Linked DNA regions of Homo sapiens: region 1 is linked to region 2. The links are chromatin loops, found by intact Hi-C in ENCODE. Cell type or tissue: heart right ventricle. All regions are shown on one strand. Each heading gives the region's core, and the rest is flanking DNA. Links, peaks and the distances in the headings are about the cores only.

Evidence for each region. A loop is a pair of places that touch in the nucleus more often than their neighbours do. Peaks named below come from ENCODE experiments on the same cell type or tissue, not always from the same donor. Only the 100,000 strongest peaks of a DNase experiment are listed, where the experiment ranks them.
Region 1: it touches region 2 in a loop (2.9-fold over the local background); 72 of 110 quality-filtered maps call a loop at or near these places.

What each region holds. Positions count from the first base shown.
Region 1 is chr19:13,025,804-13,040,845 of GRCh38, reverse strand. The region is part of intron 2 of NFIX (nuclear factor I X); the gene reads right to left. Among named protein-coding and RNA genes, the nearest start is that of NFIX-AS1, 18 kb to the right of the region's middle. In heart right ventricle, for the core only: CTCF peaks have their summits at 4,378 (motif pointing right), 6,587 and 7,432 (motif pointing left); DNase peaks (open chromatin) are centred at 3,929 and 6,545; H3K27ac peaks cover 8,000 bases.
Region 2 is chr19:12,977,994-12,993,035 of GRCh38, reverse strand. No RefSeq gene overlaps it. Among named protein-coding and RNA genes, the nearest start is that of NFIX, 10 kb to the left of the region's middle. RefSeq lists an enhancer at 8,098-8,623 and a silencer at 9,201-9,450. In heart right ventricle, for the core only: a CTCF peak has its summit at 9,277 (motif pointing left); DNase peaks (open chromatin) are centred at 7,053, 7,605, 8,340, 9,305 and 4 weaker places; H3K4me3 peaks cover 770 bases; H3K27ac peaks cover 1,700 bases.

The sequences.
Region 1 (15,042 bases), core at 2,185-10,184, 51 kb before region 2:
CCGAGGCAAGCAAAGGTACAGCAGCGGCAGCAGAATCAACTTTAAGATCTGCTTCGAGAAGTGGCTGTGTGTGTGCGCGAGTGTGTGAAAGACAAACCTCCCTCCCTATTCACATTCCTTTAATAATTCATTGTTAATAACCAAACCCAGCTACCAGAGCCGCAAGCACATGTACCAGCTGGAGGACGGCAGTCATCTCTGACCCGAGAGGCCCAGACTGAAGGGGTCTCCAGGAGATGGAGGGCAGGAATAGCAGCCATGAGTCTGTCCATACAAGGAGCCTGGAGGCCAGGGCTCCTGAGGAGAGGGAGGGAGGCGAGGAAAAGCCTCAGAGCAAAAGGCAAGCAATCCCAGTGGGCCCAGGACTGATCCCTGCCAATCCCTGCCGCAGGGCATCCACCAGGCTAGCGTGGCAGGGAAGATCTGGCACGGGAAGAGACCCTGTCACGAGTGAGTTTGGCTGCTCCGCAGACCAAGTCTGGAGAGGACATGGCCTCTGGGGGGCTGTGTGCTTTGTGGCCAAAAGGGAGGATGTCCCCAAAGATGACTATTTAGCAGGGACAGCCAAGGAGACCAAGAAAAGGCCTATGAGAGGGTGGGGTGGGCTGAGCCCACCAAGCAGTAGCCCCTGTAACAAGGTACTCAGCGGGGGCAGGGGTGAAGGAAGGGGCTGAGAAGAAGGCTGCTCCTTCCCCATTTTCCTGAGAGCTCATTCACATAAAATAAAAACAAGTATTTTGAAAAACCAAGTCTCTTTGAACCCATTAACCCACAGCTTCTCACTTGCCTGCCACACTCCTTCCAGCATTCTGGAAGCTTCCACTGCCCCTCCTCTGTCAGGATTCTCCCCTCATAATGCCCACTCAGAGAGCACACCTGCCACTTTCCCATCTTGGCTCTCTTCCTTCATCAGCCCCCTTTCTGATTTTTATACCATCGTGAGCCTTTACATCATCTCAAGGATGGGCCATGGGCTGCTTCCCATCTGAAGGTAATTCAATATTCAAAATGGGTTTATGGAGCGTATAAAACTATAAGCTGCGCGAGAGACAGATGCAAAGGCGGATAAAACACAGTCCCAGCTCCAAGATTCCAGCCTAAGAGAAACTAAAAACTGCATGCTAAGTATCACAACGGAGCAAAATAAACTGGCCCCCAGCTGAGCCCAGGGCCAACTTGCATAGAAACGGGGCCTCGCCCAGCAGATTGCTCCCCTCTGCAGCAGACTCTCCAAGGTCCCTGTTTTCGTGACAAGACATGTAAAGGCAAGACTTGCCACCATGGGGATGCACTGCCTCTCCCAGGGTGCAGTGAGGAGGCCAACACATGCCTTCTGCCCCATTCACAGGCAAGGTAGCAGAGCTCAGGCTCACCAGGGGCATTTCTGCAGCCGGAGCACTTTGTTGAAGAGGAACACAATTCAAGAGGCCTTGCCAAGCCAGGCTGGCATCTGAGTAATTATATTAATGAATCTCTGAGTTACAAAATCTAATATTAGACAGTGGCTTCAGTACCATCATCCTCAGTTACTGTCCCACGTGGCTGGGAACACTCCTGGGCAGCAGCAGGGCTTGAACAGACCCTACACACACACACACACGTGTATGTGTGTGTGTGGGGGGGGGTGTTTAATTTAAAAGAAATGCATGTATTTGAAACTATGCCCAGAGATTTGTGTGCTGGGCCCACTTTGTAAACCACGATACCATAAATAAGTGAGAGAAATCTGGCCATTGTCCTCAGGGCAGAGGCCTCTCTCTTGGCCATATCTTTTGGGCTGGCAATATCCTGAGGATTATTGCTCCATGGAGCAATGGCCTTTGTGTTCGGAGCCAGCACTGTTCCCCACAGAGTCCCCTTTGGCACAGCAGGCAGGACCTTGCATGTAGACCCTTGGGCCCTTCCTCCCCATCCACGCTTATTAGCTGCCTCAATCTCAAGTCCAAACTCAAAAGTTGGGCCTGACACACACAACGGGTAGCCCACAGCCCAGCTGATCCCCTCTCTCTGGCCAAATCTCTGGTGCAGACCAGACCACTGCGCCACCACCACCATCCTGGCCTTCATCTGTGGGCCCTGTCCGAGGCCAGCAGAAACGATGACCCAGTTGGCCACGCTATGCATGTGGTCAAGGCCAGAGGGCGCCAAGTCAACTGCAGCCAGGTAGTAAACTAAACAGGCACTAAAGGCAGGTGAAAAACAGTGTCTGCTATGCTTTCATGATTACATTTCACATATGCCGGGCTAAACGGAAACTTCTATAAATGACATGAGAACACTTAGAACCTAGATTTCTGTAAACTCCATGTGCCAGAATAGGATTTGGCTCTCTCCTGCTCCTGCCTCATTTGTTTCATTTGGGAAGCTTCTTTGGGTGGCAGAGTCCAGCCCTGGTCACTGGGTCTGGGAAACTGGCTTTTATGGAAGTGAGTTCTCACCCTGGGACTGCTACGCTCAGGAAGCCCCAGGAGCCGCAGTGGCCTGTTCAGGTCTATATGGGAAGAGGTGACCTGAAAGGCAGGGAAAACAGGCAGGCTTTGCCTTTTAGAAACTCTTTGGTAGGCAATAAGGGATAGGTATTTGATGATTTTTCCATTCTTTTTTAAATAACAGATGAAGGATCCACACCAATACCATACTGCCTGGCAGGGCTTGCTGTCAGCACTGTCTCACTTTGAGATGGCACTGTCTCAAAGGGTCTCTGAGCTTTGAGATGGGAAAGACCCTCTCAGAAGCCACACGATTTCCTAGAAAAGGTTTCCAGGCCACAGAACCCTAAACACAACCAATCAAAGCACAGAAAACAAGAGCTGCAAGAAATTCAGGAAGGCAGCCAAGCAGCCCACTCTGCTAGCAGAGGCAAGAGGCGTCCTGAGGAGAGACCACGCACAGCAGGGTCTGCTTATTCTCCCTCTAAGGCTGGGTTTCTCCACCTCCGCACTTGTGACGTTTGGGGGCGAGATGATTCTTTGTTCCTGGGGGACTGTCATATGCAGTAGACTCTTCCCACTAGATTCCAATAGCACCCTCCCCCCACAACTGTGACAACCAAAAGTGTTCACAGACATTGCCAAATGTTCCCTGCGGGACAAAATTGCCCTTGGTTGAAAATCACTGTTCTAGGGTGACCAACAATCCCAGTTTGCTGGAGACTGAGGGGTTTACCGAGGTGAGGGGCTGTGAAACTCTGAGCAAACCAGGACGAGTTGGTCATCCAGCCTTCTTCCAATCCCCTCATCTGCCAAAGGCAAATTTCCTCCTCTATGCTCAGGGCTATGAAGACTAGTTCTTCCCCACCCTATATGAAGCAATCTCCCATACACCTAAAAAGATTATATCCCACCTCATAGTTTCTTCTGGGGCCAGAATACTATCCTTGTCTCCTCTTTCTTCCCCAGGCGCCATCTCTCAGCGCCATTACTTCCACGAGGCTCTCTGAGATCCGCATCAAATTGCTCACATATTTCTTAGATTACTAAGGCTGAAACTGGCCTACTACGTCTGGTAGGGGAAGTGGTCATGCCCTGGGGAGGATATGACCGGGTGCAGAAGTCGGGTCTCCCTTAAGCAAGTGGCCCCAGAGCCCTGTAGAGGTCACCTGGGAGAGAGAAGGACAGGGAAGACTCTGTAGCTCCCCTCTTCTCCCTGACACACAGCCAAGGCTGGCAGAATCTGCTACACACAGGAAAGGGGACTTGAGACCCCCTAAAGATGAAAGGAAACGGAGTCTACTGCCTTGCTTCCCGTTGGGTCAAATACCCAAGGGCAGATGGCCTGTCTCACCCATTAAGGACTCTGCCCAGGAGACCTCACCCTGTTCAGCCCAGGCTTAGCACCCACCCCCAACTCAAGCTTCCTATCCATTTGCCTCCTCCCTTTAAAGGCCTTTCTTCACTTGGTCCCCCGGGAGCATTCCTGTTACTAAGGAAACAATGATGTCATGTGTCCGGGTGGGGCCGCAGGTCCCTCCTACCACCCCCTAACTAGGTACCATGCCCGCTGACGTCACTGCTCAGAAATTTATAGCCCAGCACGGGTATTTATAAGGTGGCTCTGGTGTGACCACATATTTGGTGTGGGGCTGGTGGCTATTTATAGCCAGAGGATATACACTTATTACACCCCCTGTCTGTATTCTGGGCCACCTGTTATATAACTGCCATTATGCAATAACGCCCATTATATAATAATTATGCGCTAATGGGGATATAATCTGCAGGCATAATAAGGACACACTCCCCAAGGGCTGCACTCGGCTGGCCTCCTGCAGGTCGCCTCCGGGGATCTCCCGATCGCTCCACACAGCTCCGCCCAGTCCACAAGAGTCACCAGGTGTCACCCTACTCTCAGCTGTCTGGAGAGCAGCCTTCTCCAGACTGGCAGACTCAACCGCAAAGCCCTCTCTGGATTCCCTCTCTGTCTCGTCCGGTTTCTCATTTCCACAGCCCCACCCCTGGCCTGGAGAGGACGCTCTTCTTCCTCTGCCACTCTTCTCCCTGCTGTATTGTTAAACCCAAAACAAACAATTATGATGAAATAAATCCTGGAAGCATGACTGACGCTTCATCCCCCCATTTTAAGAAAGGAAGCCTCCCGGACACGCCAGGCCAGTTGGCGAAGGGTCTACTCCACACGAAGGAGAGCCCTCGCCTTCCTAGGAGACTTGGGAAGTCGACTCCAGAGGCCAAGCCAGGTGCAGCCAAGCAGGATACTTCCCAGGGGCCCCTCCCTCCAGCCGCAGCCCCCTTGGTGGGGATCTCAGGGCAGGCTGAGGCTTAGGCCCTGACTTCTGTGGTCGGGGTTATACCACCAGCAGGAATCCCCCAGAGTGGGATCCTAACCACTCAGACACCAGTACATGCCCTGTTGGTCACTCCTCCCAGGAATGACACGCTGAAACTGTCACCTCAGGGAAAAGAAGACAGGGACATTGGCTCTGCACTTGGGATGATGCGGGCAAGGGTACAAAAGGCAGCGGGTGGGAAGAGTTAAGACCACAATGGCACTTGACGGAGCCAATTCAATTAGCCCAAACATACCATCTGCTCTTAAAATAGATACCTCTATATTTAAAAGTTACTTGATATATGAATTGATGAAAAAAATTCGAAGAACTAACATGGATCTGCGAAGTGAAGTTGTCTCAGGCACAGGACAGTAGTTTGGGGAACCTGTCTGTCTCTCACATTCTCTATTGTTAAATTTTTACAAAGAATGTGTTTTACTACTATAATAAAAAAAAAAAATCAAATCATTTAAAAAGAGTAGTACTAAGACCCAGACAACAGTTCTGGTCTCCGTGTCTCATGCTGCAGAAACAAACGTCTGCTGTTCTTTGGGGTCTGATACGGGCCTGACAGGATTACCGGTTGCTGCACAGGCCTGGGTCAGCCCAGTAGCAGATCCCCTGTCCTGTTCCCCAGATCAGCAGCCCCAGCACACAGAGACCACTATGCAAAAAATCAGAGAGGAATAACTCAGTAGGGGACTTGGAGGCAGGCTTACAGTTCCAACCAGGGGGAGGTGAAAGGGGAAAGCCCCCAAACTGCTTCAGCCCAGGGCTCTGCTATCCGGAAAAGCGAAAACAACACAGGACACACAGGAGTAGACGATGCTCAGAGGTTCAGTCGACATTCAACACAAGGTAAATGAGGACCTAAACTGGCGGTGAGGCAAGAGGTGAACACAGGTGGCATTCTGTCTGAATCCCTGTTTCTTCCAGGCCAGAGGTTCTCAGCCATGCATGATTCTGTTCCCAGGGAACTCTTAGAAATGTCTGGAGATATTTTTGGTTGTCACACCTTGGGGAGGGAGGTGCAACTGATTTCTAGCGGGTCAAGGCCAGAGATTCCGCTAAAACTCTACAATGTCCAAGACAGTCCCCCAAGACACAGAATGATCTCACTCGAATGTCAACAGTTCCGCAGTTGGGAAATGCTGCTCAAGGGGAGCTGATATCAATGGTGAGAGGTAAGCCTCTGTCTAATTATCATGGACACAGACGAAAATCTAGAGCGGTGAGCCAGCCTCTCCCTGAACCCAGCCTTAGTCATGCTAGGAGAGTTTTTATATACACACCCCGAGAGTTTTCCAACTTTAAGAAAGGGATAAAGGTGAGAGTCAATGTGAAGAAGTGAAAAAGGCAATGAGTAGCAGATTATTGTAAAACTTCCAGCGATCACCTGGTTAATTATGATAATTACATTCATTTTTATTTCAAACTGATTCCAAGGACACTCCCAGGAAAAGGGTGTGACAGTGCAAGGATCAGGAATCCCAAGGTCTAGCAGAACCTGCCTGGCCTCACACCTAGACTTCCTGCCTCCTCTACCTGAGAAGGTCAGGTGGGATCCCTCCCCCATGCTCCAGGGAGATATGAAAAGAAGCAGAGCTGGCTGCAGCAGGGTGAGAGCATCCAGCCAACCTGGCCCCTGTCTATGCTAGACTCAGCCCGTCTATGCTAGCATGCTGCCTCTCGAGGTTGGTGGCAGGGATCCAGGGAGCCATGGCCTGTCAGGAGGGAGGGAGGCCAGTGTCAGGACAGGGCCAGGTGCCCATTCTCTGTTTCCACCCCACATACTCAGCCACTGGGGGAGCCCTTGAGCTGAGCCGCAAGCTGGGCTCTCTTCTAGAGAGTGACAGAGACCACAATGATGAAACTGGCTCCAACAGGGACCCTTGAGGTTTTCTCCTCTGAGACTCTGCCAAAGCCAGTAATCCTGATGAAGTTCAAGGAGCAGCGATGCCCTCAGAATGAGCTCCAGGTACTCAGTGACCTAGAAGCCGGCCCCTTCTGCCAGAAACTCATCATGTGACCAGAGTCCCCTGTCATCTCTGTACTTCGGGTCCTCCTCTGTACAGTAGATACAATAATACCTGCCCTGTCTATATCACTCAACCATTGTGAGGAGGGAATCAGCTCCAGGCACACTGAGAAGGCTCAGGCAGCTGACAAAACGAGCTAATTCCTCACTGTCTTTCAAGGTGCAGGTCAAGTAGGTCGTCTTCTAGGAAGCCTCCCTGGTCCCCAGGTCTGGTTTGCTGATTCCTCACTACACATATTATGCACATCACCTGAGTGCACACACACCCAGCCAGGAGCACAGGCTTAAAACTAGAATCAGGGTGAGAATTCAGGGAATTAATACATAGAGAGGACTTAGCCTGGTGCTAAAGCCATAGAGGGCCTTCAATGGAAAAATGGAATTAAAGCAGGGGATAGAGACCAAGGGCATGCCCACAGGGGACAAGAAGTTGTTAGGAGCCTGGACAAACAGGTGCCCCTTAAGTTATTGGGTGTCCCCAAATAACAGCTAATAAGTACCCTGTACTGGGGTGGTGGTGGCATGCCATGTCATCAGTAAGGCATCAGGAGTGAGAGAAGAGCCAAGATGCCCCCTACTGATAGTCCATGGCAGCTGGTGGTGAAATAAGTCACTTGGGAGACAGACCCATAAAGGGCAGCCCCAGAATATTTTTTAAATCCCCAAAGGGCCAGGAAATAAGGTACGAGATATCCATTATAGACAAAGTAAGGGACCCAGGCACCTGGGGGGTAAGGTCCAGTCCAGCCAAACTTCTCCTCCCTAGGCCCTCCTCCTCCTGGGACCCTATTCTAACGCCAACAACCCTTAAACTCAAACATGCTTAAAATGGCGACGGCGGCCTGCAGGGCCGGGCGTTTGTCGTGCTGTTTTCCACGGTGCCCTTGGTGCCAAGAAAAACCTATCATCAGAAATGCCATCAGCTATATTTATCTATCTCTCAGCCCCCCAGCCTCCTCCTCCCGTCTGCCAACCAGGCCCTGTGAGCCCCCCCTCACCCAATGGGCACACTTCCCTGTTGCTGATGCCCGTGACCACCTGCCTGAGTCTCGGTCTGTGGCACTCTCTTCCCAAGCCCTGACAATTAGGCCTCCATACAGGCATGTAAACCAGCAGGCTGCACCTCTTCTTACTGGGATATAGGGACGTGCCCACATGTGTTAAGGTACGCACCCCAACAGGCACTGGTTTGGGTGTCTCTTGTTCGAAACCTTGGACAAACATGGCCTTCCATTTCTTTTTGGCCTCAACTCCCTACTCACCAAGGTCTCAGCAGCACTGACCTGCCCTCAAAGTCCAAAACAAGCTGTGGGCCCAGGTCCTCTGCACACCATTCCCAGGAAGACACCTAGCTGCTCTATAAACCTCTCACTCCCTCTCCCTCATTCTCTGATTTAGGGTGGGAAGCCCCAACCTGTATTCTGAAGTACTGAGTCTCCAAGAAGTGTGTATGCTAGTAGAATCCCTTCAAAGGCGGAATCTGGGACAAAAAAGGAAAAATAACAAAGTCAAAGTTCACAACTGTGCAAATCCACAGCTGTGAGGAGTCCTCGAACGATGCAACACACAGGGGAATGTCATGTGCCAGACACCTCAGACCTTTCCTCTACCCAACAGGCAGGGCTGCCCTTAGGCCTAGCACATAAGATCTGCCCAAAGTGTTTGTAGGATGAATCAATAACTATATTTAAACCCCTACACCTCCTCCTGTCACCCTGGGAGCTCCACCCAACCCTCCACTCCTACACTAGCCCTCTCTTCAGAAGGCTGCCGTTCAACTCTGAGCCCCCAACTCAGAAAGGAGTTCCAGGGAGCCAACTCCTCTGAGAATGAAGCAACCCAAATAAAAATTTTAAAACCCAGAAGCTCTTTCTCTCCTGCCCCCCTCCCCCTCCACTGGCAAATGAAAACAAACAAGAAATCAAAGAGGCCTTTTGTGCGAGCACCGCGCTGACACGGCTGGGGCCTTTGAAAAGACTTCTGAATCGGACACTGAAGGATAAAATAACTGAAGCGTGGCAGCTCCTGAGACAGAAGGGCGGGGGTGGAGGGATGGGACGGACAGGGCAAAGAGAAAAAGGGGTGGGGAGGGAGTCACCTTCTTCCCTAGGCAGAAAAGGGGACACTCAGCTGTCCCCTCTCTGCCCAGCTGCTACAGGAAGCCAGGACAGAGGGAGAACGTAGCACTGGCCTCATTACCCCTTCTAACCCACTCTTCCTCTGGCATCCCAGGTCTCTGTAACACTAGAGGGTGGCCAAGAAGGACCTTGCCTCCCAATTCACAGCCCACTGTGAGCTATCCCCCAAATAAGGCCCTTTGGGCTTTCCCTCCCCTCCAGCATGGGTCACTGCAGGTTCACGCCTACGCCTACGGGAGGAAGCCTTCTAGAAGATATCATCGGGCCTTTACCCAAAGCCTGCCAGGTACACGCAAGATTCTCTTATTCTTAGAGATCTAGGAACCCCTAGGCCAGGACCTTGCTCACAGTAAGTTGACTAAGTGTGCATTTCATGGATAAAGGGAATTCTACCATGCTTTGGAAGCGCCAAAAAGTAAACCAAGTTCTCAGGAAGTCCTTCTGCACGTCTGGACCCCAGCCCTTCTGCTGCAGAGTAGCCCTGTTTCCTCTGGGTCAGCAATAGAGCACGGCTGGTCACCATGCCCATAATTATGGGATCAGGCCTCTAGGTCCCCTCTGGCTTGTTCACGGTCGGCGCTTTGCTGGCTCAAGCTCCGACAAAGGTGACTCTTTTTTCCCCCATGTCATAGCCTCCAATTCAGCCAGCAGAGCAAGCACTCTACTGAGAAACCCCCTGCATGTTGTAGGCAATGGGAGCTCTTGACTGGTTGGGTGGACAGCACTATGAACAAAAGGGACAAGAGCAGGTGGTCAAAGGAGTCTGAGAATAAGACCAAGCCCAAGCATAAGGATTGGGTCTGGGCATTTCTGTTCTCCTCTTTGGGGTCATGCCCCGCTCTGAGGCCAGCCTGAGCCCCATCATTATTCCACATCACCCAGACCCAGCACCCCAAGTTGTATTAACAGACACGAATGTCCAAAACAAAGGTGGCCAGGGCCAGCTTCACGGGTGTGCAACTTGCGTGCCCCCCACGCTTGGTTAAATGCTCTAACTGATGTCGTGCTGTAATTCCTAAAAATTTTGAACAAGGAGCCCCACATTTTCATTTTGCACTGAGCCCTGCACAGTATGTAGCTGGAAGGCCCTGAAAATTATGTAGCCACCATGGCTGGCTAGGATCTGATCATGCTTGGAGTTTCTGTGTTCAATTCTGAACACTCCAGTTTCAGAAATTTTATGAATCAGAGGGACCAAAACAAACCAGAGGGCTTCCAGGAGGTGGTTACCAAAATGGCAAGGGCACTAGGAGCCATGTGAAATGTGGGAGGCATTAGGGACTGGTGATATTCAGGCTGGAGAGGAGACAGCTTCCTGGGGAGAAGGGTGGAAGGGAGACATAAGAGCTGCCTTTGGTATTTCAAATGCTGTCCTGTTACAGGAAAATCAGCTTTCACCTGGGTCATCCCTTAAGAGAAAAAAAAGACCAACAAGTAAAGGTGACAGAGAGTCAGCCTTGGGCTCCCTAAATCATAACAATTGTCCTCAATCACAGCAGCTGCCGTCCTGCTATGTGCCGGTATCTTTACATATTAGCTGGTTTAATCCCTGGAACCATCCTACAAGCTAGACATGGAAGAATGGAAGAATTTTACAACCAAAGCTGACCTTTGAATGACAGTGACACCTCTTCTGGGATGTTCTAAAGGGGACCCTACATTGGGTTAAAAGATAATCTGTAGATCCTGCTAATTTTAGGCGTCAGTTCCAGGGCCCTGCGATCTTTGTCAGCCCTGGCACCAGATGGCGCTGCCTCAAAGACGCAGACCAGTGGCATTTCTGGGCCTTGAAAAAGGAGGCAATGGATGAGGCGGCACAGGGTCCATGGTGGGGGTGGACCTGGAGAAAGCGGCGGGTGCTCCTGTGGACCCTCCCACATACTCACCCCAGAGCCAACAGTCGGGTTGGGCATCCAGCAAAGGCTTGGGGAACCTCGCTGGCACCAGCCCCGTCTTGGCAGTATGGACACAGCTGAACAATGCCCTCCACCGCCAAGGAAGGACGTGGATGGGCAGCCCTCCCTCAGACCTGAAAACTAGTGCCTGCTACAAAGCCCCAAACCCTAAACTAGAGTGCCGAAACCAAGAAGCTCTCATACCTGAGAAGGCAACCCCACAGGTGAAAAAGTTCACTTAGACAAATCTTCAGGTGCTAACCCATTTCCTGCGACAGGTAAGGCTAAGCTCAGCTGTCCCGGGACCTGAAGGTAGGGAGGGAGGGGAGGCCGAATCTGCTCTCAGAGCACCACACTCACTGAATCACTCGGGGCAGCGCAGCCTGCAGAGTCCAGCTGAGGAAACCCCACAGGACAAACAACCTGTTTCCTTCAACGACAACAACAATGACAACTGCCAGAAAAGAAACCAAGACTAAGGAAGAGGAAGAGGAGAAGGACTACCTAGAGATTATGATGAGTCTTTTGAGACTGATCAACCCATCGCAATGCAGGACTGACCCCATCTGGATCCTGATTCAAACAAACTATAAACAAAAAATTAAGTGATAATTAGGGAAATGTGAACATTAACCAGTATCTGATGATACTAAAAAAAAATGCTGAATTTTTAATGGGTATAATAGTGGTATTGTGGTTTGGTTTTTCAAGAGTCCGTATCTTTAGAGATGTGCACAAAAACATTTACAGATGAAAAGCTATAATGCCTGGATCTTCTAAATAACTCAGCATGGGTGGGCAGTTGGGAGGATGGTTGAATTGAGATTGGCCGTGATCTGGCGATTGCTGGCACTAGTGGTGGGTACACAGGAGTTCTTTCTATGTGGGAAGCTCTCCATCATTAAAGAGTTTAGATAAAGAAAAGAGCCACCACTCAAATACCTGGACTTCGTGGGGATTCCGCTGCAGGCGCACAGGAGGGATCTGACAGGGTGACGCTGACAGTTCCATTCGCTCAAGTATTTTGTTAGCTTTGGATTTTTTTTTTTCTTTCCTAGGACCAAGGCTTAGGTGTCAGGGAAGGTCTGAAGGCACTGGTTCACCTTCAGGGTGCTGCAGAAACTTTGGAGATAGTCTAGCAGCGGTTCTAGGCCAGCTCGGCCATCCTTTCTCACACAAGCAGAGATCTCTCTCCTGGCCCTCCCCAGCTCACCCGTCCCTGGCCACCTGTTCTGGGATACCCGCTTTGAATGGAAGGATATCACCAGGAAATGGATACCCTCCTCCCCACGGCAGTGCTCTCTGACCCTGCCCTGCCTCAACCTCCCTTCCTAAACACAGACAGACACACAGACAGACTCCTTCCCAGCAGGAAGGCCAGCCGCATGGCAGCCTTTTGGACCTAGTATTCTGTATTTGGACCCAGTATTCTGGGAGTGGAGTTTCAACGCCAAACACACGTCCTTTATTCCCTCTCGAACATGTCATCTCTTGAAGCTTCATCTGGGACATAACAAGGGCTCAGGAAGGCCATGGGTGACAATGGCACCTGGGAGCAAAGCCACACCCCCACATTTACCACCACATCACCGTTACTGTCATGAAACCCAGGACCCCCAGCTCAGCCCAGATCTGGCTCTTCAGCCCTGTCTTAAGAAAAGGAAAAACACTTATTTCAGAGTCCAAAGCAGCTCTTGTCTGAGCCTGTGCCATCCCGGCCCCTGTCCCCAGTTTATCATCCTGGAAGGAAGGAGCAAGTGGCAGCTCTGCTGAGTGTGCCTGGCAGGCATGGGCATGGAGAAAGTGGTGCCCACAGATCGATGCTCTTTGGTGGCTCAGCCACAGAAGACATTTTCTAGCAAAGCAAGAAATGTTTTTATTTCTTGCCAGCTCAAGGAGGAAGCAAGCCATGCCTGGTCTGTGCCATCTCAAGACCACCCAACCCAACTCCAAAGAGGAACAAGTGATGCAGCCCACTGGTGGCCCGGGCTGCGCCAACTCGCCTCAACTCACTTCAGGAAGGCACACTCAAACTAAAGCAATTCCAGTGAGAAAAATCCTACCTTCACTGAAATTATCTGGAGTCTGGGGCCTGAATGATATAAAATACACCCTTAGTTCCCTACTCTGCTTTTGTAGAGGAGACTCGGCCTCAGCCCCAGCCCAGAGAAGTGGCCTCGGCTACATGGAATGGGGTATGAATTCACTCATATTCCTGGGCGAATGATCTCTTAAGCTGGCAGGGAGGCATGGTGGGGCCTTTCTTCTGGCCAGGAAACGGTCTGCTTCCTCACATACTTTTCATCCTACCTTAGCCCCACACTGGCAGCAGTCAAGAATTCGGCCTAAAATAAAAGAGGCCAGGGAAACAACTCAGCTACAAGGATCCAGTCAGAGAGCGGGGTTGGAGGAAGCCAGCTCAGAGGAAGATGAGTGTTGATTTTCATCTTAGATGCTCTCGAGCCCCTGGTTCTAAAATTGGAAGGTGCAGAATCCCCTTGTGCAGGAGTATCTGATGGCCACACTGGTAAGCTCGAGGCTCCGAGCCTTCTGCAAGCCACCAGTCACCTCCAATACTACCAGGCACACACCCTCCCAAATCTGGCTTGCTGTATAGACAGAGAATGAGGGGATAACTTTTTTTTCCCTCTCAGTCTGTTTTCCAAAAAGAAAAAAGACAAAAGAAAAAATTCAAGCTGAAGGGAGGGGGAATGACTGGCACCTGGCCCTTCTGCATGACGGGTCACGATGGTCACACAGGGCCGGATGCAGGCCTAGAAAGATCCACAGAAGTAGGTAGAGACTTGGGGGGTGAGAGTGGTGTCCCCTGCTTCTAACCAGTTACCAAAGCAACCTCTCAGGACAAGAATTCCAATACCACCTTCTCCTCTCCACAGTTCTCCAACATGTAAACTCAGGGCTCACTCTAGTCTAGATTACATTCCTGACGCAGTGCTGAAAGCACCCCCAAACCCGAATTTTATTTCTGGATCCAGTTATATCATTCCTCCCAACTTCCCAAACAGGCAAGGGGGTGACCACAGCCATTGTGAATCACTTTTCTTTTTTGTGAATGAACAGGAAGAAAGACACAGAGACACACACTCGCGGAGAAACAACCTTTGCGAGAGTTGAAGTTAAGCCACATTCTCTCAAATTCGCATAAAGAGAGGAAGAAGGAAAATGAAGGGGAAAAAATACTGGAATGGTGGAAAGGAAACACACACACACACACACACACACAGAGAGAGAGAGAGAGAGAGAAAGGTTTGGTAGCCCTCTCATTACAAGTTGGTTGGGCATAATGTAAACACACTTCTGCCTTGCTTAATCACAGAGTGCCGCCCGTTTAGGTTTCAAAGGCGGCAGTAAATTGGGCGTAGCTGAGTGGAGGCTAAAAATTAACCAGCCATCTCTGTTTCAATTTGTAAGAAAACAAAAGCGGAAAGAAATTATAAAAAGGGAAAGGGTAAGGGAAAAAAGGAACAGAGGAGGAGAACTAAACCACCCTGACCCAAAATGCAGGGTAAAACTGGAAAAGCGAAGAGAAGCAGAACTACTTGGAACACAAAAGGAAAAGGAGATTTTACAGAGTTTTTTTTTTTTTTGGTTTGTTTGTTTGCTTGTTTAAGACCTCTTCCACAGCAACGCTGCTCCCTGCCATGCCTGTGCCCCGAGAAAGCCTCTCTGCTCCCCAGTGCCAGGGCTGTGGGCATCCATCCTGAGGCCTTGCCACTTTAGCTGAAATAAGGAGAAGGGAAAGAGCTCAAGGAATCTCGTCCTTGTTTTCACTCTCTATGAAATCAAATTACTTTCATACTGACAGCCAAATCCCAGCCAAAACAGCTCCCGCCTGAGTATTTAGGCCACAGAATCTGCCCACTACTGTCTTCTCTCCTCTTTTCTGTTCATTCAGTCTCATATCCCAGGGTTTCACATGCCCCTTCTCTCCACCGGACTCCTGCCCATCCCGCTTGTACCAAACCCAGTTTTTCCTGGGACTGGAGGTGAAGCTGCAGTAAAACTAGCACCTGCCCCTCAATACTTCTTCTGACTCATTTTAATAAGAGCAATTACTGGTTTGCTGTTGTTGTTCATCTCAAACTCTCACCATCATGGATAATTCTGGGGGCATCATGTCCCCAATCCTAAGACCTGCAGCATCTTTCTGATCAGATAAGTCCT
Region 2 (15,042 bases), core at 4,961-12,960:
TGAACTCAGGAGGCGGAAGTTGCAGCGAGCTGAGATCGCGCCACTGCACTCCTGCCTGGTGACAGAACGACACTCCATCTATAAATAAATAAATAAATAAATAAATAAATAAATAAATAATAAAAATTTTAAAAAACAAAGCAAGAATCTTTTTGTGTGGATCTGTATGTTGTGCAGCAGAGACTGGGTCTGACTTTGTACTTAAGGTGTCATGAGGCAGAGAAGGTGCCTGCCCGGTCCTATACCAAGCACTGGGGACATGGTGGGGGAAGAAAATAAAGACCATGGCCAGGCGTGGTGGCTCATGCCTATAATCCCAGCACCTTGGGAGGCCGAGGCAGGCAGATCACCTGAGGTCAGGAGCTCGAGACCAGACTCACCAACATGGTGAAACCCCATCTCTACTAAAAATATAAAATTTAGCCGGGCATGGTAGCAGGCGCCTATAATCCCAGCTACTCAGGAGGCTGAGGCAGAATTGCTTGAACCTAGGAGGCAGAGGTTGCGGTGAGCCGAGATCGAACCACTGCACTCCAGACTGAGCAACAGAGCAAGGCTCTATCTCAAAAAAAAGAAAAGAAAAAAAGAAAAAGAGAGAGAGAGAGAAAGAAACAAAGGAAAGAAAGAAAGAAGGAAGAGGAGGGAAGGAAAGGAAGGAAGGAAGAAAGGAAAGAAAGAAAGAAAAGAAAAAGAAAAAGAGAAAGGAAGAAAGAAAGAAAAGAAAAAGAAAGAAAAAGAAAAGCAAGCAAGCAAGCAAGCAAACACCAGCCGGGCACGGTGGCTCACACCTGTAATCCCAGCACTTTGGGAGGCCGAGGCGGGTGGTCAGGAGATCGAGACCATCATGGCTAACACGGTGAAACCCCGTCTCTACTAAAAATACAAAACATTAGCCAGGCATGGTGGCGGGCGCCTGTAATCCCAGCTACTTGGGAGGCTGAGGCAGGAGAATGGCGTGAACCCGGGAGGCGGAGCTTGCAGTGAGCCGAGATCACGCCACTGCACTTCAGCCTGGGCGACAGAGCGAGACTCCGTCTCAAAAAAAAAAAGTGTCAGTGTAGGCCGGATGCGGTGGCTCATGCCTATAATCCCAGCACTTCAGGAGTCTGAAATGGGCAGATTGCTTGAGGTCAGGAGTTCAAGACCAGCTTGGCAACATGATGAGATTCCATCTCTACAAAAAATACAAAAAAAAAAAAAAAAAAAAAAAAGCCAGGCGTGGTGGTGCGTGCCTGTGGTCTCAGCTACTCCAAAAGCTGAGGTGGAAGGATGGCTTGAGCTCAGGGGGCGGAGGTTGCAGTGAGCCATGATCGCGCCACTGCACTCCAGCCTGGACAACAGTGCAGTGTCAGTGTATATGGGTCTGTGTGTGTGTGTGTCTTGAAGTGTGATCACGTGAGTGACTGTGCAAGGGTCCCAGTGGGTCTGGGACCTGCTTGCAAGAGCCCAATGGGCATAGCCAGCCCTGTTTGTGATCAGGGTCTGTGGGGCAGAAAGTGTCAATGGGTGTCACTAGGTGTGTGTTTTGCTATGTGGACCTAGGGCGGTGATGAGGATCTTTGTGTACCAGGGTGTGTACACAGGTGCTCAGGAGTGTCAGGGATCAGGGCTGTCAGGACATGGGGGCTCTGTGTGACAAGGATGTGAGCCTGTGTGTGTCAGGCCATGCCAGAGAGTGTGTGTAGCCATGCGTGTGTGCATGTTTGTGTGTGTGAGAGAGAGCGAGAGCGAGGCCATGTCGGTGTGTGTGTCTGTGTATGAGGGAGGAGGTCTCTGTGTGTCCAGATACATGTGTCTGTGTGTGTCAGGTCGTGTGTGTGTGTCTATGTGAGGCCATGTTAGTGTATGTGACTAGGTGTGTGTATGTGTGTGTGCCAGGGAAGGGGGAGTCCCTGTGAACCTGTATCAGAGATGTGAGTCTGTGTGTGTCAGGCCATGTCAATGTGTGTGTCTGTGAGGCCATATCAGTGTGTGTAACTAGGAGTGTATGTGTGTGTGGGTGGGTGTGTGTGGGTGGGTGTGTGTGTGTCAGGGAGGGGGGTCAATGTAAACCTGTGTCAGAGATGTGAGTCTGTGTGTGTGTCAGGCCATGTCGGTGTGTGTATACACACACTGGTGTATGCGTGTGTCAGTGTCAGGGAGGGGTCTCTGTGTGTCCTGATATGTGTGTCTGTGTCAGGCCATGTCTGTGTGTGACTAGCTGTGTGTGTGTGAGTGTATCAGGGATCGCGTCCCTGTGTGCCTGAGAGTGTGTCTGGGTAGGCGTGTATCTGTCATTCGGTGCTTGGGGGCCTCGGAACCCCGGCTCCCTCCAGTCTGGGCCTCCCCACTGTGCCTGAGGCCGCCACGCCACCGAGGCAAGGCTGTGGAGCAGGGAATCGATATGTCCTTAAAAATTCAAGGGTTTCTCGTAAACAGAAACTTTTAACACCGTTTAAAGTTTCAGGAGTGCTGCGGCTGCCTGCCTCCACACCACCGCTGCCCCAGAAGAGGGAGGGGGCTCCAAGGGGCGGACGGGGGAGGGGTTGGAAGCGGAGCGGGGGTGGGGGTGGGGGCGCAGAGGGGAAGGGGCGGGGCCCCGTGGGGGGCTGGGAGCGGTAAGGGGCTGGAGGAAGGGCCAGAAAGGGATTTGGGGATCAAGGGGGTTGGGCCGATGAATGGATGGTTCTGGAAAGGGGTAGAGGACAGAATGGGGGTCCAGGTGTAGGGAGGGGAGGGGAGCTGGAAAAGGCAGAAGGGATGAACGGAAAAGCGTCTGGGGGCTTTTGAGGGGCCCTAGAGAGGCTGGGATGTCTGGGAGAAGGAGTTGGGGACATGCGGGCTTTGAGGGAGTGATGGGGGATGGAGGCAGGGCGGGGGCTCAGATGGCTGTGGAAAGGAGCAGAGGCAATGTCTGGGGGATCTGGGGGTCCTGGGTGAAGAGGACAGCAGAGCAGTGTGGGTCTGTGGGGGGACTGAGGGGGAAGCTGTGGGAAAGGGCCCGGGGAGGTGTGAGACCCTTCATGGAGCTGGGGGCTTGGAGGATCTTGAGAGCCAGGCAGACCCTGCCCACCCCCCTGCAAATGGCTGTGAGGGGGCACATGGCTCAGAAACCCCAACTCTGGCTGCCCTACCCCACCTGCCAGCCTGTGCTCCAGCCGTGACCACCAGCCCCCAGGCCCCGGGCTCCTGGGCTGATGGTCCCTCATGGCCTTCCTGGTCCTTGCACCTGGCCCAGACCTAGGCTCTCATTCGCACACAAACACACCCCAGCCTTCCATATGCACACACACACCCCCAGCCTTCCATACACACACACACAACACCCAGCCTTCCATACGCACACACACAACACCCAGCCTTCCATATGCACACACACACCCCCAGCCTTTCATATGCACACACAAAACACCCAGCCTTCCATATGCACAAACGCCCATCCTTTCACATGCACACACACAACGCCCATCCTTCATCCACACACACAACACCCATCCTTCCATACGCACACACACAACACCCATCCTTCCATACGCACACATACAACACCCAGCCTTCCATACGCACACACACAACACCCATCCTTCCATTTGCACACATACAACAACCAGCCTTCCATACGCACACACACAACACCCAGCCTTCCATACGCGCACACACACCCCCCAGCCTTCCATACGCACACACACAACACCCAGCCTTCCATACGCACACACACAACACCCAACCTTCCATACGCACACACACACACCCCAGCCTTCCATACGCACACACACACCCCCCAGCCTTCCATACGCACACACACACCCCCAGCCTTCCATACGCACACACACAACACCCAGCCTTCCATACACGCGCGCACACACCCCAGCCTTCATCCACACACACAACACCCAGCCTTCCTTATGTACACACACAACACCCATCCTTCATCCACATATACACGACACCCAGCCTTCATCCACACACATATCTCTCCTACTTTTTTTTTTTTTTGAGACGGAGTCTCACTTGTCACCCGGGCTGGAGTGCAGTGGTGCGATCTTGGCTCAGTGTAAGCTCCGCCTCCCGGGTTCACACCATTCTCCTGCCTCAGCCTCCCGAGCAGCTGGGACTACAGGCGCCCACCACCACGCCCAGCTAATTTTGTTTTTGTATTTTTAGTAGAGAGGGGGTTTCACCATGTTAGCCAGGATGGTCTCAATCTCCTGATCTTGTGATCCGCCTGTCTCAGCCTCCCAAAGTGATGGGATTACAGGCGTGAGCCACTGCGCCCGGCCATCTCTCCTTCATTTTTACACACATAACACACCCTTCATTCACACCCACACAACACTCATCCTTCATTCACAAACACAAACTTGTCCTTCCATTCATACACACAGGACACCAGACTTCCAAAGGTGCACACACACACATCCTTCACACACACAGTCACGGACTCTATGACACTCAGTATCACACCAGAACACCTATTATTCATTCACACACACAACTCATCCCTCCATTCACACACAAAAACACACACAACACACATACACTTCCATTTGTATACACATACTCCTCCCATAACACCCTCCCCATGTACACGCCACACACGCACACACTTCCTTGTATTCAAACACAACTGTCACACCACATCCACACTCACACAGACAAGACACTCACTCTCACACTCACACACACATCCTCATTCAAAGTTCTTTCCCCACATTCAGCACCCCTCCTCTACACTGACAGCACCCTCCTACACACACACACACACACACACACACACACACACACACTCCCTCACTCTGCTCCCCTCCACAACTGCAATGGGAAGAATTTATGGGAAGGCAGAGGGACTGCCAGAGAGGGCAGCGCTGCCCCTCCCTCTCTCCCCCTCCCCGGGGCCCAAGTATTAGGATACACCTGGCCTTCGAGAAATCTCACGGGAGGAGGGTGCCGCCAGGGGGCTGGGCACAGCTGGCATGCCACAGCTGGAATCCCCCACATTCCTCCCTGCCAGGCTGCCCACCTGGCTGTGGCTAGCAGCAGGTGCGTTCCTACCATGCAGGTGTGTTGGGGTAGGACGAGGAGCAGGAAGCGGCAGCCAGGCCCATGGCACTACCTGGCCAGGATGCTGCGGGCAGTGTGGATGTGGGTGAGGGGAGGGCTGAAACATCTGGGCTCTGGCAGCCACATTCTGGGGCACAGAATGTGGGGCCGGGCAACGTGAGGCTCCAGGGCTGCTTGGCAACTGAGCAGGGCTCTTGGGTGAGGTGGGCAAACATCTGGCATGTAGCATAGGCAGGGAGCCAGGCCATGGGTGCTGCCAGGCTGGGAGAAAAGGGTGCTCTAGGCACCCCCAGTAGAACCTGGATATCCCCACTCCCACCAAGAGGGCCTGATGTCCCCGTACTTAGCGTGGTAGGCATGATCTGTGCTCCGGGCCTGGGGTCCTAGCCTTGAAATCACTGTCTGCCTTCCAGGGTGGTCTAGAAGCCCCTATTAGGGACTCAATTTGGGGAGTTACAGGTCGTTGCTTCTGAGGCACACCTCGAGGGACACCCACAACCACACCACACACATGTGAATGCAGACACCAGACTCTCACTATCACACTCACTCAGGGGCACCCAAACATACACAGGCACACTCAGACACACAGAAATACAGACCCTTCTCCTTCCCTCTCCCCTCCCCCCTTTTCCTCTCCTCCTCTGTTCCCACAGATAAAATCCAGAATGACACACAGACACAGGGTCACCCAGATACCATCACACACCCTTCTAGAATATCACACAGACATACAAACACACACAGTCACGCCAAAAATCCCACACAGGCCTTCCCAGAGCCACCCACAGAGTGACAGCCAGGTCATACACACAAAGACCTTCACCATCACATAGATCCCCATAGAGACCCAGACAATACACCGCGTTGCAAAGACACACACAGACGCACAGTCACATGGACTCCCAGAATCTCATGCTGAGTTACACAGGTACACACAGGCCACACTAAGTCACACAGGTTCACAAAAATCTCACACAGGACTGCATGTACCCGATGGGTCACACACGTTGATGTTCTCAAAATCATCCACAGATGTAGCACACAAAAAGTCACCAAAGGCCAGGCGCCGTGGCTCACGCCTATAATCCCAGCACCTTGGGAGGCCGAGGCGGGTGGATCGGTTGAGCCCAGGGGTTCAAGACCAGCCTGGGCAACATAGCGAGACCGTGTCTCTACAAAAAATTTATAAATTCTCCAGGCATAGAGTGTGCATCTGTGGTCCCAGCTAATCTGGTGGGAGGGTCACTTGAGTCCGGGAGGTTGAGGCTGCAGTGAGCATTCCAGCCTGGGCAACAGAGTGAGATCCTATCTCAAAAAAAGAAACAGGCCGGGCGCAGTGGCTCACACCTGTAATCCCAGCACTTTGGGAGGCTGAGATGGGTGGATCACCTGAGGTCAGGAGTTTGAGACCAGCTTAGCCAACATGGCAAAACCCCATCTCTACTAAAAATACAAAAATTAGCAGGGCATGGTGGCGCACACCTGCAATCCCAGCTATTTGGGAGGCTGAGGCAGGAGAATCACTTGAACCTGGGAGGCGGAGATTGCAGTGAGCTGAGATCGTGCCACTGCACTCCAGCCTGGGTGACAGAGTGAGACTCTGTCTTGAAAAAAAATAAAAAAGAAACAAAAAGTCACACAAAGATATCTAGATCGTGCACACACACAGGGAAACACAGACACACACTCACACTTGCCTAGGCAGCACAGCCTGGCCAGGGCCTCCTGTGGCCGTCGCTCATCTGGAGACGAAAGGGAAGGAGCTGGGGAAACGTTTCATTTGCAGCGGGCCAGCCGGAGACCCACCCGCCCTGGAAACCTGGCCCTGGCTCGTGAAAGGAGCCTCTGTGCGCTGCCGCTGGGGCCGCCAGCAATGCTCAGCCGTCCCAGGGTGTGGGTATCAGAGGGGCTGAGTCGGCCACACTGAGTTCCTGGCCAAGCCACGTATGCTGGGAACCTGGGGCCTCCAGGGCCACCCAGCCAGAGGCCAGAGTCCCCTAGACCAGAGAAGCACATCCCGCCCCACCCCCTGCTGGTCCCAGCTGCATCTAGAGGCCACTCCTCCAAACCCAGCCTATGGAGGGGAAGATGGAGGGAGGAGGTTCTGTGCCCCAGCTGGCATCAGATCTCCAGGTGTCCCAGTCTCAGGCTGACGTGCGGCCCCTGGCGAGGCAGCTGCCAATCCCATGCCAGGAGCCCCCTCACTCCAGCACCCAGCTCTCCCTGTGCAGCCTGGAAGTGAGGGTAGGACAGTCATAGCCCTTTGGTTCAGATCATCAAACACAATCACTGTCACACCTTCAACCACACAAAGATCCACGCATTCACTGCCACAGTGTCACCTGCACAGCAACACCATCACACCCTCAGCCACGCTGTCACATGAAGAACTACGGTCACACCCTTGACAATTCTGGTGACACACACCTCAGCTGCACGGTCTCACACATCCTCCCAGGAACCCCGACACTCTGACCCTCACACCACATCAACGTCACACTGGCCAGCAGAGGCACACTGATATACTCAGTCCGCATGTCCCTGCAGCTGTGCTAGCCACGTGGCCACACGGAGTCACCGCCCCACCCAGTCACAAGGAGGAAAAGCAGCTCTGACCACTGCCTCCCCAGGGTGCAGACCGCAGCTGTCCCTTGATCAAGGTTTGAACCAACCCAGTTATTCCAATAGCACAATAACACACCCTTGTTGTCACTGTGTCACAGAGCAGGCAGCCAGTAGGTACAGACCACTGGTCACAGTCACTCGAATAGCACACACTCACAGTCTCCCTGTTGCAGGTGACAGGTACACAGCTCACTCACGCTGCCACACAACGCCCACAGTCCCCAGACCAAGGAGCTACAATGCAACCGTGGGTGACAGCCTCACCACGATTACAAGGACAACCTGTCACACAACAGTCACTCTCCCAGTGCCTGTCACAACATTGAGACAGCCCCTTAGCCGTCCACACAAGCAGCCAGGCATGCTGACTGGGCCCCCACGATTGTCCCTAGGACACCCCCGCCCCCGAGTCTTGGAAACAGGGACAGACACACGCCGACACCCCCCCTCCCCTTTGCAGTCAGTACAGGAAGAGCAGGGAGGGGGACTAATGGACACGCAGCTGTTGGCAGTGGGTGCCAGCCCCCCCACCTCATGAATATTCATCAGCTGGGGCTCTCCTGAACCTGTGGGGAGTCGGAGGTCCCAGGCAGCTGGTCACCCCCTTCCGTGCCAGGAGGCCCCCAGGTGGGGGAGGGAGACTTGGCCAGGTCCCCGAAGTCCTCAGAACCCACACCCAGTTCCACACAGAAGCACACGTGAGTTTGTGAACACAGGCCCCGTGACACGCAAACAACATTCACACAAACTCACAATCACACCCAACAACACAGCCATCCACCATCACAGACACACATACACCCATACACACACTCACCAGGCATGCAAACACAGCCACACACACCACATCCAAACCATAGACACCCACCACACACACACACACACACACCAGACATGCAAACATGGTGCACAGTCACATGAACTCACAACCATACGACCACACCCAAACCACAGACACCCATCATACACATACACACACCAGACATTCAGACATGGGGTTCAGTTACATGAACTCACAACCACACCCAAATTATAGACACCCACCACACACACACACACACACACACACCCCAGACATGCAAACATGGGACACATAGTTCCCCGAACCCACAACCACACCCAAACCACAGACACCCACTATACACACCACACACCAGACAGGCAAACATGGGGTGCACAATCACAGGACCACAAACACACGGACACATTATCACACACAAATGATACCGGCTAATACCATCACACACAAGTGTGCAAATACAAACACACACACTTCCAAACACATGGGCCCCAAGTCACCCCCAAATTACAACCAACCACTTCTCAACTTCTCATAAAACACCCACACAAGCGCGCAAACATGGACCCACAAATTCGCACACACATATACCCACTGACTCATGCAAACTCAGACACACAACCATCCCCAAGGAGCACCGCCGCCTTCTTCCCCTTTCTCCCTTCCTCCTTCTGTCTCTTTCACACTCCGATCTAGCTTTGCCCATCGCCCCCGTTTTACAGATGGGGAAACTGAGGCACTAAGCAGCTGAAGGCCCCTTGAAGTGGGGAAGACCGCCCCTTCTGACTCCGGGCAGAGGCTACTGCCGCGCGCCCCCTGCTGGCCTGGCCCCTCCCTGCAAGAGCGCGCGGGACGGCGGCGCGCGCGACGGGCACGCGCCTGACGTAACCATGGCATCCTCTTGGCACGCGCGGCCCGCGCGCAGGGAGGGCGGGGCGGGCGCGTTGCCATGGCGCCGGCGGCCCGCGTGAATGGGGCATTGTTCGCCGCGGCGCCCGGGCCGGGCCGTCCCGGACCCACCCGGACCCACCCGGGCCGACAGAGACGGGGAGACCGGGATGGGGAGAGACAGAGAAATGGGGAGGGAAAAAGACAGGAGAGACAGGGAGAGACCAGAGATGAGAGAGACCAGAGATGAGAGAGACGGAGATGGGGAGAGACAGAGAAATGGGGAGAGAAAAAAGAGAGACAGGGAGAGACCAGAGATGGGAGACCCAGAGATGCGGAGAGAGATGGGAAGAGATAGGGAGACCTGGTGGGGAGAGACAGAAATGGGGAGAGATGAAGACACTGGGAGGGCCGGAGAAAGCTGGAGAGATTGAGAGACAGAAGGATGGGGAAAGAAACAGATGAGAGGCCGAGCGCAGTGTAATCCCAGCACTTTAGGAGGCCGAGGCGGGCCGATCACGAGGTCAGGAGATCGAGACTATCCAGCCCAACATGATGAAATCCTGTCTCTACTAAAATACAAAAAATTAGCCGGGCATGGTGGTGCGCGCCTGTAGTCCCAGCTATTCGGGAGGCTGAAGCAGGAGAATCGCTTGAACCCGGGAGGCAGAGGTTGCACTGAGCCAAGATCTCCCCACTACACTCCAGCCTGGCGACAGAGTGAGACTCCGTCAGAAAGAAAGAAAGGAGAGAGAGAGAGAGAGACAGAGAAAGAGAGGAAAGAAAGCGAGAGAGAGAGAGAGAGAGAGAGAGAGAGAGAAAGAAAAAGAGAAAGAAAGAAAGAGATGAGAGAGATGGGGAGAGAGAAGAGATGGGGAGACATGGAGATGGAGAGACATGGGGACTGGGTATGGAGAGACAGAGATGGGGAGAGACAGAGACACAGGAAAAGCTGGAGAGACTGAGAGACAGAGAAATGAGGGGAAAAAAGATGGGAGAGACATGATGAGAGAAGAGATGCGGAGACTGAGAGATGGAGAGAGACGGGAGACTAGGCAGGGAGAGGCAGATAAGGAGACACTGGGAGAGAAAAAAAACGGGAAGAGACAGAGATAAAGGGAGAGAGGAGGCCGAGCATGGGGGTTCACACCTGTAATCCTAGCACTTTGGGAGGCCGAAGTGGGCGGATCATTTGAGGTCAGGAGTTCGAGACCAGCCTGGCCAACATGGAGAAACCCCCGTCTCTACTAAAAATACAAAAAGTAGCCGGGTGTGGTGGTACGTGCCTGTAATTCCAGCTACTCCGGAGGCTGGGGCACGAGAATTGCTTGAATGTGGGAGGTGGAGGCTGCAGTGAGCAGAGATGACGCCACTGCACTCCAGCCTGGGTGACAGAGCGAGACTCTGTCTCAAAATAAATACATAAATAAACAAGAGAAAAAAGGAGGAGAGATAGGGAGATGAGAGGGACAGGGAAAAATTAGGAGAAAAGGAGAGAGATGAAAAGAGACATAAATAGGAGAAGATTTAGGGCTGGGAAGAATGGACAAGAGGAGATGGAGTGGGAGAAATGAGACACAAAAGGGGAAAGAAGGCAGGGCACAGTGGCTCATGCCTGTAATCCCAACACTTCGGGAGGCTGAGGCAGGCAGATCACGAGGTCAGGGGTTCAAGACCAGCTTGGCCAACATGGTGAAACCCCGTCTCTACTAAAAATACAAAAATTAGATGGGTGTGGTGGTGCATGCTTGTAATCCCAGCTACTTGTGAGGCTGAGGCAGGAGAATCACTTGAACCTGGAAGGTGGAGGTTGCAGTGAGCCAAGATCACGCCACTGCACTCCAGCCTGGGCAACAGAGCGAGACTGTGTCTCAAAAAAAAAAAAAAAAAAAAAAAAAGGAGGCCGGGCGCGGTGTCTCATGACTGTAATCCCAGCACTTTGGCAGGCCAAGACGGGCGGATCACGAGGTCAGGAGATCGAGACCATGCTGGCTAACATGGTGAAACCCCGTCTCTACTAAAAATACAAAAAAATTAGCTGGGCGTGGTGAAGGGCACCTGTAGTCCCAGCTACTCGGGAGGCTGAGGCAGGAGAATGGCGTGAACCTGGGAGGTAGAGCTTGCAGTGAGCCGAGATCACACCACTGCACTCCAGCCTGGGCAACAGAGCGAGACTCCGTCTCACAAAAAAAAAGGTGGGGAAAGAGACAGAAGAGAGACAAAGACAGAGACAGAGATAGGGAAAGACATGGGGAATCCAAGAGGGAGAAACAACGGGAGAGACCTGGAAGGTGGAGAGAAACACACCAATGAGGAAGGACGGGTGGAGGGAGAAGACCACGGAGAGGCAGAGCCCGGGAGCAAGATGGGAGAGGAAGGGTTGGGGTGAGAGACGGGACAGGACCAGTCAGCCAATACCCCTGGACCCTCCTTGCCTGGTGTGCTGTGCTTAGCAATGGGAAAAATCAGGGGATGGGGGGTTGGGTGCGGTGGCTGACGCCTGTTATCCCAGCACTTTGGGAGGCCGAGGCGGGTGGATCATTTGAGGTCAGGAGTTCAAGAGTAGCCTGGCCAACATGGTGAAAACCTGTCTCTACTAAAAATAGAAAAATTAGCCGGGCAGTAGTGGTGGACGCCTGTAATCCCAGCTACTCGGGAGGCTGAGGCAGGAGAATCTCTTGAGCCTGGGAGGCAGAAGTTGCAGTGAGCCGAGATCACACCATCGCACTCCAGCCTGGGCGACAGAGTGAGACCCTGTCTCAAAAAAAATAAATAAATAAAAATAAAAAATAAAAAAAAATCAGGGGAATGGGGATAGCCAGACAAAGTCAGAAGTGCTGAGAGGTCAGAGGACACACAGCCATAGAAAGACATAGCGGCCGGGTGTGATGGCTCACACCTGTAATCCCAGCACTCTGAAAGGCCAAGGTGTGTGGAATGCTTGAGCCTAGGAGTTTGAGACCAGCCTGGACAACATGGTAAGACCTCATCTCTACAAAAAACATGTTAAGGGCTGGGCGCGATGGCTCACGCCTGTAATCCCAGCACTTTGGGAGGTCAAGGCGAGTGGATCACCTGAGGTCAGGAGTTCAAGACCAGCCTGGCCAACATGGCGAAACGCCGTATCTACTAAAACTACAAAAAATTAGCCAGGTGTGGTGGCATGCGCCTGTAATCCCAGCTACTTGGAAGGCTGAGGCAGGAGAATCGCTTGAACCTGGGAGTCGGAGGTTGTAGTGAGCCGAGATTGCACCATTGCACTCCAGCCAGCGCAACAAGAGTGAGACACTGTCTCAAAAAAAAAAGAAAAGAAAAAAAGAAAAAGAAAAAGAAAAAAGAAATTTTTTTAATTAGCCAAGCGTGGTGTCCTGCACCTGTAGTCCCAGCTACGGCTAAGGTGGGAGGATCACTTGAGCCCAGGAGTTTGAGGCTGCAGTGAGACATGATCGCACCACTGCACTCTAGCCTGGGTGACAGAGCCACACCCTGTCCCAAGGGAAAAAAAAAAAGACATAGCAAGATGGAGGGTGAGATATACCCAGATGTGAGGGAATGAAGGAGAGAAACTTGGAAACAACCCCAGCTCCCTGCTCTGAGAGTCTCTGGTCCCACCTGCCCCTTCCACTCACCCTGGTTTGGTACTCTCAGAAAGCATACCCTCTGTCCTACACACCTTCACACAGCCCCTGATAAGACACTGTTGACACAGAGGCTCAGCCTTCAGGAACACTGCTTCTTTATTTTATTTATTTATTTATTTTGAGATGGAGTCTCACTCTGTCGCCCAAGCTGGAGTGCAGTGGTGCGATCTCAGCTCACTGCAACCTCTGTCTCCTGGGTTCCATCATTCTCCTGCCTCAGCCTCCCGAGTAGCTGGGATTACAGGCACATGCCACCACATCTGGCTGATTTTTGTATTTTTGGTAGAGACCAGATTTCGCCATGTTGGCCAGGCTGGTCTCGAACTCCTGACCTCAGGTGATCTGCCCATCTCAGCCTCCCAAAGTGCTGGAATTACAGGCATGAGCCACTATGTCCAGCCATATTTATTTATTTTTGAAACAAAGTCTTGCTCTGGTACCCAGCCTGGAGTGCAGTGGCACAATCATAGCTCACTGCAGCCTTGAACTCCTGGGCTCAAGTGATCCTCCCACCTCAGCCTCCTGAGTAGCTGAGACTACAGGTGCATGCCACCATGTTCCGCTAATTTTTTAAATTTTTTGTAGAGACAGGGTCTTGCTATGTTGCCCAGGCTGGTCTTGAACTCCTAGGCTCAAATGATCCTCCCACCTTGGCCTCCCAAAGTGCTGGGACACTGCTTCTTTTTTTTTTTTTTTTTGAGACAGAGTCTCGCTCTGTCACCCAGGCTGGAGTGCAATGGCGCATGATCTCAGCTCACTACAACCTCTGCCTCCCAGGTTCAAGCGATTCTCCCACCTCAGCCTCCCTAGTAGCTGGGATTATAGGCACACACCACCATGCCTGGCTAATTTTTGTATTTTTAGTAGAGACACTGTTACACCATGTTGGCCAGGCTGGTCTTGAACTCCTGACCTAGGTGATCTGCCCGCCTCAGCCTCCCAAAGTGCTGGGATTACAGGTCCTGCACCCAGCCAGGACACTGTTTCTGACACTCCAGGACACCGTCACCCAGTGACACTTCCCCTAGATGGTCCCAGTCATACCTATGGATACCTATAGATTCCTAGTGACACAATCATAGACGCAGACACATGAATATGACATGGACACGGACTCATACAAGGGCTCCTGGTGACATCTCCCAGTTATAGACACAACCGTGTAGGTGCACTGTCTCATGAGGACCTTATCAGACATGTGAATACAGTGAGTGGTGGCCACACACCATCCAACACACAGGTTCACATTTTTGTTGTCGTTGTTGTTGTTTTGTTACATAGATGAGGGCTTGAACGCCTGGCCTCACTTTTTTTTTTTTTTTTTTTTTTTTGAGACGGAGTCTTGCTCTTGTTGCCCAGGCTGGAGTGCAGTGGCACTATCTCAGCTCACTGCAACCTTCGCCTTCTGGGTTCAAGCAATTCTCATACCTCAGCCTCCCAAGTAGCTGGGATTACAGGCACGCGCCACCACGACAGGCTAATTTTTGTATTTTTAGTAGAGACGGGGTTTCACTATGTTGGTCAGGCTGGTCTCGAACTCCTGACTTCGTGATCCGCCCGCCCGGCCTTGGGCCTCACTTTCTTATGCGCCAGGACAACAGGCCTGAGCCACCGCGCCTCCCAGGCTCACACTTCTTAGCAATGCTGTCATATGTGGCCACTCCTGATGAATGGTGCACCCTCGCCTTCACACCTGGACACGTTTTCAGACACTCATTGTCACCCTCATGGACACACATGGCTTCAACCCTGGGTCTGACCTACTCACTGGGCAGGCACCTTGTCCCACGGTACTGTTCAGAACACTGTGGGGGTGCTCAGTCCAGTTCTCCACGTTTGAGTCAGTGGGGGCTGACAGATTTCAGGTCCCAGCAGAGACTGGGATGGAAGTGGGGGAAAGTGATGTCCAGCCCCTGGTCCTCCTGAAAGGGCTGAGTCCAACTGGGCCACAGTGGTCCCAGACTCCTCCTCCAGTCGGGCAGCTTGGACCAAATGTAGACCAAGGGTGTCCCCTGGTGGCCATAGGTGGTCTCTGCACCCATCCAT